2 separate regions of the Homo sapiens genome follow, and region 2 is linked to region 1. A link is a contact called in ENCODE Hi-C data. All regions are on one chromosome and are shown on one strand. Each heading gives the region's core, a stretch centred on a gene start or an enhancer-like site at or near the end of the contact. The rest is flanking DNA. Distances are from core to core; before and after follow the strand shown. Region 1 has its middle 47 kb from the start of JAK2. Region 2 overlaps INCR1 (interferon stimulated noncoding RNA 1).

What was found. Hi-C counts contacts between places; a loop is a spot of excess contacts on that map. Pooled maps may share reads with other maps.
Region 2: a pooled map shows a loop between it and region 1 (2.8-fold over the local background). The contact joins two enhancer-like sites. A Hi-C loop is called at or near these places in 1 of 168 maps with a recorded cell type or tissue (GM12878), 19 of 37 single-sample maps with no recorded cell type and 12 of 50 pooled maps.

Annotation. Positions count from the first base shown.
Region 1 is chr9:4,935,317-4,941,361 of GRCh38, reverse strand. No RefSeq gene overlaps it. Among named protein-coding and RNA genes, the nearest start is that of JAK2, 47 kb to the left of the region's middle. Within about 2 kb of position 2,146, at least 4 of the 41 ENCODE cell types and tissues checked have a DNase peak (open chromatin) inside an H3K27ac peak, as active enhancers do.
Region 2 is chr9:5,580,824-5,586,868 of GRCh38, reverse strand. All of the region lies in intron 1 of INCR1 (interferon stimulated noncoding RNA 1), which reads left to right. Among named protein-coding and RNA genes, the nearest start is that of RIC1, 45 kb to the left of the region's middle. Within about 2 kb of position 3,013, at least 8 of the 41 ENCODE cell types and tissues checked have a DNase peak (open chromatin) inside an H3K27ac peak, as active enhancers do.

The DNA.
Region 1 (6,045 bases), core at 897-3,396:
ATATAAGCCCAGCTGTCCTGCAAAAGAAGCAGAGCATCCCAGATCATCCACAGGCTCATGAACAAGGAAAATAAAGGCTTATTTTTATGAGCCACTGAGTTTTGGAGCTGTTTATTACTCAGCATTGTAACAATAGCTGACTAATATATCCCATATTTCGTGTTCAGTGACATATATATCTGTGAAAATTGATTGATAGAATCATATCCTTATATTAACTCTCAGTCCCGCAATATGCAATGACAAGGAGCTTTGAAGACTCAAATAATCAAGTACAACCCAATGACCAGTGTTTTTTGCTAATATCAATGGGGACCCCAGACAAATAATAAACACTAGATAATATTCCATAATGAAGTTGGAGAAGAAGTAAATAGAGTACAAGAATCAACAAAAATGTAAGAAAATCCTAAAACCGTAAGAGCCTTATAAAAATAGCTGGAGTGGGCAAGAATGTGTGAGTTTAACCAAGCCATCTGCCTTCTGCTCCGCTGGCAAACAATTCAGTTATACAGTACAGCTCTTGATTAAATATAAAAACACTTCTCCCACCCTTTTTCTGTCATAATAATAATTTTGGTGCATTTCTTTGTATACATTGTTTTTTATATACTGCAAGAATTTTTCATGTGGCTAAAAACTACTGAGTCTCAATATTTTTCTGATTCGCTACCATTGACTTACCTAAGATATTTCCACTAGGACAATATAGATTACATATAATGTTTTTTTCATAATCGTTATTTGAAATGGCTGTATAATCTTCCATTGAGTGGATGCACCATAATCTAGTTAAACTATTTCCTGTTGTTAGATTTTAGGCTGTGACTAATTTTTCACTATTATGAATAATTTTCCTGTGAGAAGTGCAAACCGTAGGCATATTTTTTTAATCTCTGGATTATTTCCTTAGTACAAATACCCAGGAGATTCTACTAGGTGAAAGGATGAGAATATTTTAAAATCTCCTGATAGCCAGGTGCAGTGGCTTGCACCTGTCATTCTACTTACTTGGGAGACTGAAGCAAAAGGATCCCTTGAGCTCAGGAGTTCAAGAACAGCTTGGGCGACATAGCAAGACCCTGCCTCTAAAAATTACTAAATAAATAAAACTAAAAGATCTCAATACATATAGCTAAATCAATTTCTAAAAGACGTTTCTAATTCTACTGGTAATGTACTATAGTACTAACAAACATTAAATATTATTATAAATGTTGCTATGCTTTGTAGCCAAATGAATGGAAGGGGTATCTTATCACTTTTAAAATTAAAAGTGAGGTGGAACATTTTTCCATGTTTGTTAACTAGATGATCTCTTCTTCTCAATATCTATTTACTTTATTATACCACGAAGGACTTGAAGAGCTTTCAAGTAGTGTTTGTCAGTAAGAAAACATACTCTTTTTGTTTCTTTTTTATGTAGGTGTTTTGTGTGGGTCACTCCATGGATTCATAGGTGAATCTATTCCCTCAAAATGAATCTATTGGGAACATTCTTTAAAAAAAAACAAACAAACAAAAGTAACAGAGCAATAGCAAGATCTTTCTGAAAAAGAAATTGCTGGCACATTTTACCAGCATTTACCTTGATCCAAATCATTGAGTTTAGAGAGAGATCCAGTCAATTTAGCAAATCAGCCAAAAGCAACAGTATATGACAGATCAAATTCCATTGGAACAAATACCACACAGACTGGGCAATTCCAGGGGCAGATATAAGACAAATGAGGGGAAGTTGAAGGGAGATAAGATTGTTGGCTGATAGAAAGGAATTTCTAACAACTAACTCGAGCCCCAAATAGACAACAAAGGAGCAACAAAGATGCAAAGATGGTCAGGAGGAGTTTGGAGGATTCATGCAGGAGGGTGTGGGAGGCCTTGTGGTGAGTAGACTGGATAGGACCCCTAAAGTCCCTTCCAACTCTATTTTCCTTAGAGTGGCCCTTGGACCTGAACTTCCTGGTCCTGGGAATAGGAGATTGCTTTGTACAGGACAGAAAAAGAGGAAGAACCTGTCCCTCTCTTCTTGAGGGTGGGGCTGACCATAGTCAGAATTTTGAAATAGAGTTTATCTTTGGCATCTTCTCACTTCCCTTTCTGTACTTTTGCTTACCAGCTGCCCAGTATTCCGATGGGGGTGTTAGCCTCTAAGCAGTGCCACTCCTGCATTACTTCTTTCTCTTTAACCACTTCAAAACTCCCATTCTCTTAACACAGCTAACCTCAGCTAGCTGTTGAAAGGAAAGCAATCTGTTTGAACCATTTCACTCTAAAGCATGACCGACTGATAGTATCATGATCTTCCCAAACAGATACGAATTTTCAAAACAAGATGTTTCTAAAGCCAATGGCATCTTTAACAACATGTGGTAAATTAAACCCCACTTAATAACCCTTCTGAAGTTCAAGTTCCAGCTACATTAATTACTGTCCCTCAGTATTGAGGAAATTACTAGGCCATCCTGTGTTTCAATATTCTTATCAGAAAATGAGGAAGAAATACAACTAAACCATATAATTTATATAAGCTGCCTGGCATAATGCTTGACACATGGGTCTTATTGTTAGTTATTATTGTCCCCTTTGCAGTCATCCATGCAGAGGTGTAATCATGTATTTCTTACTCTCATAACGCATATTCCTTGGGCTGGGAGGTGAGTCTCCAAGTCAGAGTCTGGGCAGCTGACATCCTTGTTGTGTAAAAGGAGGATTTCCTCAAGTTCAGCAGCCTCTATTATCCTTTTCTATCACATTATTTCCTGCCATTACATTTTTTTCCATTCTCTTTACTTTGTGTTTTATTTGTTTGTTTGTTTGTTTGTTTGTTTGTTTGATGGTTGAATTAGGAAGTTAAATTTTGATTTGAAAGTTTGGTTAATTTATTCTCCATGTCTCTTCTTTTCTGATATGGACATTGAAAGCTATAGATTTCCCTCTGAACAACATGTTGACCATACCCCACAGATTTTGTAGAGTAATGCTTCTGTGCCCATTCATATTTATGTGATTTATAATTTCCATTTGATTTTGTCCTTAGCCCAAGAGTTATTTCATTATTGATTTGTAATTCATAAACAGTCTTATTATCTCTATATTCTTATAATAAATAAATGTAGCACTTTAGGCGTTAGAGGGCCAGCAAGCATTTGGTGGCTACACAGCCTCTTCTCTTCATCTTTAGAAATGATGGATCTCAAAAATTTCCATTAAGTACAGGTATGCTTTAAATGAAAATATGCTTCATTAAACATATTTTCAAAATAATGCAGTATTGTGCTTTCAGTAAACCACAGCAATAGCTATCCATTTAAATCATATCCTTCAACAACAAACCAACTTTGTTCTGTTAACATGGTGAAAAACGATAAAACCTATAATTAAAATAAAAGTATGCTAAGCCAGAAAAATAAAAATTGTGTGTGTGTGTGTGCACGTGTGTGTGTAAGAGAGAGAGAGAATGGGTGAGAGAGATTTATCTTCAACAATAAGCTAAAATTTGGCAATGTCTTATTAGTGGTTTCAGCCAAGGAAATCTAATTATGTAACTGTTGTTATTTTTATAGCCACATTTGTGAGTTCTCTAATGATTTTAAGATTGCCTTATCTTAATGAGAAAGCAGAACTGACATCCTCCCAAACTGGGCTAGTTGTTTACTTATTTGAAGATTTATCTTTTCCCTACAAGTACTAGAGTCCAAGTTATCAGCACGTTAATGTGACAGTTAAGAGGCCATACTCCACTGTATATTTGGATTGTATGGGGTGACCAGTGCTCTGGTTTGCCCAGGACTGGGGGTTTCCCAAGATATGGAACTTTCCATGCTAACATGGGGACAGTCCCAGACAAACAGACACTGTTGTTCACTCTACTTATTTCCCAACAAGTCAGAGCATTGTCCAGGCCCATCTTAACAAGCAGGTACACCAAGCTAACTATCATTGACTTTGTATGATTCAAGGACTACCAGGAAGACCATTCTGTCCCCCAAATTACCCACAGACTCTAATAACACTATCCTCTTTTCCAGCCGGAAACCTCTACCATTAGAGTCATTCCTTCAGTTTTCTTTTTACCTAAAATTACATATCAAAGACCTAGGCATTATCTTCAAAAGGCCTTTATTACAAAGCCCAAATCTGGAAAATAAGACAGTTTCGGACTCTGACATTTACTACATCCCAGGTACATTGGACTACTAAGATATAAGACATTTTTCTACCCATAGGACCATCTGATACAGGTGGGAGGGAGATGTGTGGTAAGTACTGTAGAGCAGCAGACATAAAGTGTTACAGGAGTGGGAAGGGGGATCCCTGGGTGATGGTAGCAGAGGGGAAGTCAGGGGTTTCAGGAGAGATGTGGTGAATGCAGAACTTAGGCCCACAAGATCTCATGCTCCAAAAATAGGCTGAGGGAGAAAGCCATGTCCAAAAAGCAAAATGTCCCTACTTTACCAAACTCTACTTTAAAACTGAGTTTTGAACTCAGAAATATCTTCTTTGACCATTAAAAAATCCTAATGTGAATGTTGGAAGAAAGATATGTGTGTGTTTAAATATATATTACATATTAACTAAATATATATTATATATTTAATTAAAATTAAAGTAAACTTAATAGTGTAAATCACTTATGAAATTCAAAGGGAACTGCAAACTCAATTAAAAACTATTTTTTTTCTGGGGAGAGTAGCAATTCAAAGACCCAAATACAAGAAAAAATTGTAGCTTTTGTGGGTAATGGGCTTGGCTTTGTCGTTGCTGTTGCTGTTGTTCTCGTTACTTGTATTTCTTTCTGTTTCATTTCCCAGAAATAAAAACTGTTTCCCTTTCATTATTTCCACTTTCCAAATTACATTACACACTAACTGAATCAGCTTTCATTCTCCGCTCACAATTAAAGCTTCCAACCCACATTTCCCTTCTCCTGATTTTTACATGTCAGAAACCTAACTGTACAATTGGTGCCAGCTTCCTAGTTTGCTCCTACTCTTTCTAACAGCACAGCTTGGCACTTTCTTCAGGAAGCACTATAACTGTTTAAGGAGATAATGGAGACTGATATATTTTACATTACCTACCTCCATGTTATGAGTGGGAAAACCAAGGCATATCAAAGTTCAGAAGTGAAATGGAATTCTTAGGTCACAAAAAGAATCATGCGAGGGAATTGTGGACCCCTCCACGAATCTCTTGGCCAGACACTCTCTTGATGTTTATTTAGAAGAGGTAACCCTAGGGACAAGAACAGGGACTGAATTGTGGAGAGGAATCACACATAGGGTAGAGGTTGTAGGTGATGTCTAAAGTCCCTTCCGAGTCTAAGATTCTGTAAAATTGCTTTTTTGGGGTTTCTTCGAACCTTGGCTTAATGAGCCTTTCCTTGTGCCAGGTATATTCTGAGCTGGGTGCCTTCCTCTAGCCGCTTTTCTGTAAGGAAACAACTGAATGACCCAACTCCTAAATCTGGACTTCCTGCTGCTGCTGCTCTCCCAAGTCAGAAATCAAACAAAAACTAACAAACATTAAACAATAAAAACAAAAACAAAAATTAACAAACACCGAGTGAGCATATTTTGTTTACTGGCTGCTAAACTAGGTCTGGGCAAAGTTTTAATAGTTGGCAACATGACAAGAAAAACGAAACTGTTAAAACACCATGAATTTAAAAAAATAAATAAATAAGGATAATTAAAGATGTCAGCAGGAAGTATTATACAGTGATGGGGGGTGAGTGTATTGGGATTCTGTGACCTTGAACAAATTATTCAAGATCACTAATCCTTTACCACATCTGTAAAAGGGAACAATAATGGTGCATTCCTCGTAGGACAGTCATGAGGTTCAAATGAGGTGATTATGTGAAATGCTTAATGGTGCTGGAAGCACAGAGCACATATTCAGACTTGATTCATCCATTGGCTTCTCCACATGCTCTCTGTCCTTCTCCAGGCTCCCTTGCCCTGGGAGGCTAGCCTATATGGCTTCTGCCTGGGTTTGCTTGCCTGAGAGGCCCAGTAGGAGCATGGGGGAAGGAAAGAA
Region 2 (6,045 bases), core at 1,764-4,263, 640 kb before region 1:
CAGCAACAAAAGAACTTAAAGTCTAAAAATGCTTTGAGGCCTGAAAGAAATTATCTCTGAAGGTGAAGTGTTGAGGTAGAAAGATGGAGAAATGGGGTAAGTGCATGTGCAGGGAAAGGGCAGGGACTTCCCAGCTCACCTCCTGTCATGTCCAGATGCAGCCACATACTTTGCTTACAGTGACTTGTCCTGTGTGGAGGCAATTCTTTGAGGCAAAACTATGCCTTAAAGCCTTAAAGCCCAGCCCAGAATTTCACATCAGCCCTTCTCTAGTCCTGACATTATTCACCAAATAAAAGGCAGATACTTGCTATGTTTTACAAGTTTCTTGTCTGTGTCATCAGCCTTGTTCCATCCTTAGATACAAAGAGGGTTGAAAACAGGATGTTTGAAAACAGGATGTTTGGGTTAAAAAACAGGGTTGAAGAAAAAAAGAATAATATTCAGAAAAGAATGTGGCAAGTGGACATAGTTCTTAAGGAACCCTACAAATGAGATTTGAAAACCTGGCTCATTTCATGATTCATTGACTCAAAGATTTTAAGGACATATTTCAGCTGGTAGAAAAAAGTTCACTTGAGGATAACATCTTGAGAGTCAAGTTGAAGATAAAAGACTCCTGTTTCTGGTATCTCTGTGAAACATAAACGAGGGTACCCTTTAGGACCAAGTACTTCATAGAAAGTTAGAGCTGGAAGGGGATTTACAAGCCATTTCATTTTAGTCTTCTCAGGAAACTGAGGCTCATAGGAGTTAAGTGTCTAGTTTGAAGAATTATGGGATCTTAGAGTAAGAAGATTTGTAATTCATCACCTAAGGGAAGAATACTTTCCAGAGTATCCTGAAAAATGGTAGCTCCAGGCTATGTAGATATATCCAGGAACCAGGAGGTTAACCTTTGATGAACAGCTCTAGTTGTTAGTGAATTCTTTCCATTTCTGGGCCAAATTCTTCTTCAATGTAACTTGCACCCATTGATCTTGGCTCTCATGTCTTCCCTTGATAATTCTTCTCCAGGAGAAATGCGCCCAGCTTCTTCCAATATTCCTAGTCTAGGGGTGGCTTCAAGCCCGATTGCCATCTTGGGTGCTTCCCTCTAGATCTACTCTCATTTATTCATGTCCCAATTAACAAGTCGGGCCCAGAATAGAACAAAATATTCTAGAGGTAGGCTGGCCTAGACATAGTAGGTTCCATAGGACTATTTGTTCCCAGTTCTGAACAGTGTCCTGTCAACACTGCTGAAGTTCTCCTTAGTGTTTTTGTTTTGTTTTGAGACAGGGTCTCACTTTGTTGCCTAGGCTGGAGTGCAGTGGTGAGGTCATGGCCCATTGCAGCTTTGATCTCCTTGGGCTCAGGTGATCCTCCTACCTAAGCCTCCCTAGTATCGGGACTACAAGTGTGCGCCATCACGCCCAGCTAATTTTTGTATTTTTTATAGAGACGCAGTTTCGCCATGTTGCCCAGGCTGGTCTCAAACTCCTGGGCTCAAGTGATCCACCTGCCTTGGCCTCTTAATGGGCTGGGATTATAGGCATGAACCACCATGCCCAACCTCCTTAGTTTTTAAGCAATTGGATTTCAATTCAACCTGCATTTGTACTTAGGGCACATTTGTAGTTTATGAGTATGATACTGTTTAAATTCTTTTCTATTAAATCCCCAGAACTTTTTCATATTAACTGCTAATAAACTGCTCTTCCATCTTAGGTGTGTGGATCAAAAGCAGGACCTTTCATTCTACCTCTTTGGTTTTGACCTCGTGATTCAACCTGGGACTTAATTTTTTTATTTTTTATTTTTATTTTTTGAGGCAGGGCGTCATGCTGTTGTACAGGCTGGAGTGCAGTGGTACAATCTTGGCTCACTGCAGCCTCAACCTCCCGGGCTCAAGCGATCCTCCCACCTCAGCCTCCCAATTAGCAGGGATCACAGGCACACACTACCACACCTGGCTAATCTTTGTATTTTTTGTAGAGATGGAGTTTTGCTATGTTGCCCAGGCTGGTATTGAACTCCTGACCTCAAGTGATCTGCCCGCCTCGGCCTCCTAAAATGCTGAGATTACAGGTGTGAGCCACTGTGGCAACCTGGGATTTTGAAATAGAAACTCTTCTATCCAACTGACTCTCTCTCCCTACTTTATTAATCATCATATATTATAAGCTCATCTTCTATGTTTTCATCCAAGTTACCCATAAGACAGAGGGAAAAAGACAATTTTTTAGTAGTTGCTTTGTCAACCTAACCTCTTCTCTCAACCATATTCACTTACTCACAAGGATATAAATGTACATCTTGTTGTGTGCTGTGATTAAAAATCAATATATTCTATGTCTATGGCAACTCCATGAGCTACCAAACTTGTAACTCCCTAAGCTACCAAACTGGTAACTTTTTTTTTTTCTTTTTGAGACAGGGTCTCATTCTGTTTCCTAGGCTAGAGTGTGGTGGTGTATTCACAACTTACTGCAGCCTCAACCTCCTGGGCTCAGTCGATCCTCCCACCTCAGCCTCCCCAGTAGCTGGGACTGCAGGCGTGCACCATCACACCTGGGTAATTTTTGTATTTTTTGTAGAGATAGGGTTTTGCCATGTTGCCCAGGCTGGTCTTGAACTCCTGAGCTCAAGCCATCTGCCTGCCTCAGCCTCCCAAAGTGCTAGGATTACAAGTGTAAGCCACCATGCCCAGCCCAAACTGGTAACTTTACTGAAAAAGAAATGGGATAAATTAGGCAAGTTACTTAACTTCTATAAGCCCAAGTTTCCTCATCCATAAAATGTGAATATTTGTTCTACTCCCTTTACCAGGTGGTAGTGAGGCTCAACTAGTATAACAAGACATTTGAAAATGCTTTGTAAACTTAAAAAAATTTTTTTTTGAGATGGAGTCTTGCTCTGTCGCCCAGGCTGGAGTGCAGTGGCGTGATCTCAGCTCACTGGAAGTTCCTCCTCCCAGGCTCAAGCAATTCCCCTGCGTCAGCCTCCCAAGTAACTGGTGGGCACTCATCACCACGCCCGGCTAATTTTTGTATTTTTAGTAGAGACGGGGTTTCACCATGTTGGCCAGGCTGGTCTCTAACTCCTGACCTCAAGTGATCTGCCAGCCTCGGCCTCCCAAATTGCATTTTTCTTTCCCTCCCTGCTCTCTTGGGCTACTCCTGTCCATGGGGAGCTCCCACCCACCCTGAATTCCTTTGGGTCTTATGGTCTGGTCCCACTTATCAGTCACTTGATTGCATGTAGCTTTGGTTTTTGTGGTGTATTTCTCCAGCTCACTATACATTCCTCAAACTCAAGGTAGAGCATATCTAATACATACTTTGTATTTCTCACAAGTACACAGTGCTGACTGGGGGTTTCAGAGTCCTAAGACAGAGTCTGAAACACCCTGGGGACTAGATGAGCTGCCTTTATGCCACACAGCCTTGAAAGGGAGGGGACTGTGTCAGGGTAGTCCAGTGAATCACCCTGTCTCATTGATGAGTGTAAGAAAGTAGAGGCTCTGGTCAACCTGGACTTAAACTTTCCATTGTGCTTCTCAGGGGATACAGCTGTAGCCTGCCAGACTGGCATTTTCCCTAACAGCTTTCAAATGTCACATTCCACTATAACATACTCACACACAGAAGCTGTTCTTTCTTTGTCTTCATTTTGAGAACACTCAGAAAAGTTTTTATATTTTGGAAAGACCCCTTTCATTCCCCACCCTTGAGTTTTCTGCCTTCAGGACGTTAGTTCTTGAAGACAACTCCCCAGAGCACTAGTGGAAAGATGCTGGCAGCTCCTCCAATCACATGAACCTCACATGTTCTGACGCAGCTCAGTCATGCATTCTGTGCTGGAGCTGCATGATGTTTGATTAGGCAGGCAGGATGCTGGCAAACCCAGTGCCTTTTCAAACTTTAACTTAGTACACTTTTCTTGTAGTTTCTCTTTAGATTCTCATAAAAACACAGGTGAAAGTTTGTACTTGACATAGGGAAAAAACACAAGTTGTGCATCTAAAAATTCTGCCCCAGAAACATTATATCTGCCATTTATGTGACCTTTTGATTTATAATAAGCAGATGCTGAAATTCTAAAATTTCAAAATATTTTTAAAGAATTGCTTAAAGATTTTTTTTGAATTTAAAATGTTTATTTTTTAAGCTTTTCAAATACAAGAAGAATATAAAGAAAAAAATTACCCATAATCTCATGACATTGACAAAGATAGCCACTGTTATTGCCATTCTAATTTTATAGTTGAGAAAACAAAGGAGAGGAAGAAAGGAAAGAAAATGAGCTTTTAGGGTTTTTTTTCTCAACTTTAAGAAAAAAACTCCTTAGAGGGATCCCCCAAAATTTTGTAAACAATTGACAGATATTCATATTCCTAATAACACATATTGCCAGGAGTACCATTGCTGTTTCTGAACACCATGATGTTTCTTCAGTAAGCTCTACAGAGATCTCATTTCCATGTCACAGAGGAAAACTACTTAAAATAACATTTTATGAAAGTTACTATACTACGTTACAAAACATCTTGTAAAACAGAGAAAAGAAGGAAATTACATACAACCCCAACACTTTAACAAAATCTTATTCATATTTTAGCATACTTCCTTCTGTCCTTTTTTCCCATTCTAAATTTTTTTTAACTTTTATTTTAAGTTCAGGGGTACATGTGCAGGATGTGCAGGTTTGTTACATAGGTAAACGTGTGCCATAGTGGTTTGCTGCACAGATCATCCCATTACCTAATGCCCAGCGTCCATTGGCTATTTTTCCTGATGGTCTCCCTCCTCCTACCCCCGCTTCTGACAGGCCCCAGTGTGTTTTGTTCCCCCCATGTGCTCATGTGTTCCATCATTCAGTTCCCACTTGTAAGTGAGAACATGCAGTGTTTGGTTTTCTGTTCCTGTGTTAGTTTGCTGAGGAGAATGGCTTTCAACTCCATCCATGTCTCTGCAAAGGACATGATCTTGTTCCTTTTTATGGCTGCATAGTATTCCATGGTATATATACACTACATTTTCTTTATCCAGTCTATCACTGATGGGCATTTAGGTTGATTTTATGTCTTTACTATTGTGAATAGTACTGCAGTGAACATACGTGTGCATGTATCTTTATAATAGAAGGATTTGTATTCCTTTGGGTATATACCCAGTAATGGGGTTGCTGAGTCAAATGGTATTTCTGCTGGGTCAAATGGTGTTCTTGTTGACACCACCAGGTCTTATCTCAAAGGTCTAGAAAATTGATTCTGTGAGTAAACTCAGAATTAGACTAAAAAACTGGATCATACTAACCAAACTCCTAAGGGACTTTTCTATTATAAGAAATGCCATTGACATGCATATCAGAAGTTGCTTTAAAAAGTCTATTCCTATAGAAAACCCTATATAAGAAGTCAAATTATACTCAGGTTTCTCAGTAAGCATAGACCATAGATGGGGTGAAGGATGGTGGTGGTGGCTAGAATGATTTTAATGACTAGTGTCAACAAGCTACATGACTGATGCACTCACATAGGAGGAATAGATCTGACAGGTGGTAGGAACATGTGGGCTGGATGGACAGAGACCCTTCTCCATTGGACATGCTGGAGATTCACTAAATATTTTTCCATATTGGCCTCTCTTGCCTCGACTCCATGCACACTGCTTTCAATTCAATTCCATGATAATTGTTAAGTATCTTCTATGTGCGAATCCTTGTACTGGGTTCTGGGACTATAAAAATGAATAAAATACCAGGTCCTCCTCCTAATACCTCAAAGGCTGTTGGAGAAAACTGAACACATATGTAATTATAAAATACTATATAATGAAGGCTTGACTGGTACAGGTGTAGGATATTTGGCCTGATGTCATGTCTGGCTTGCAAAATCTTAAGATCTAGCTTTGCCACTTACTAGCTGTGTGATGTGAGCAATTTATCTAACTTCACTGGGCCTTAGTTTGCTTACATGTTGATACGGTTTGGATTTGTGTCCCCGCCCAAATCTCATGTCGAATTGTGATGCCCAGTGTTGGAGGAGGGGCCTGGTGGGAG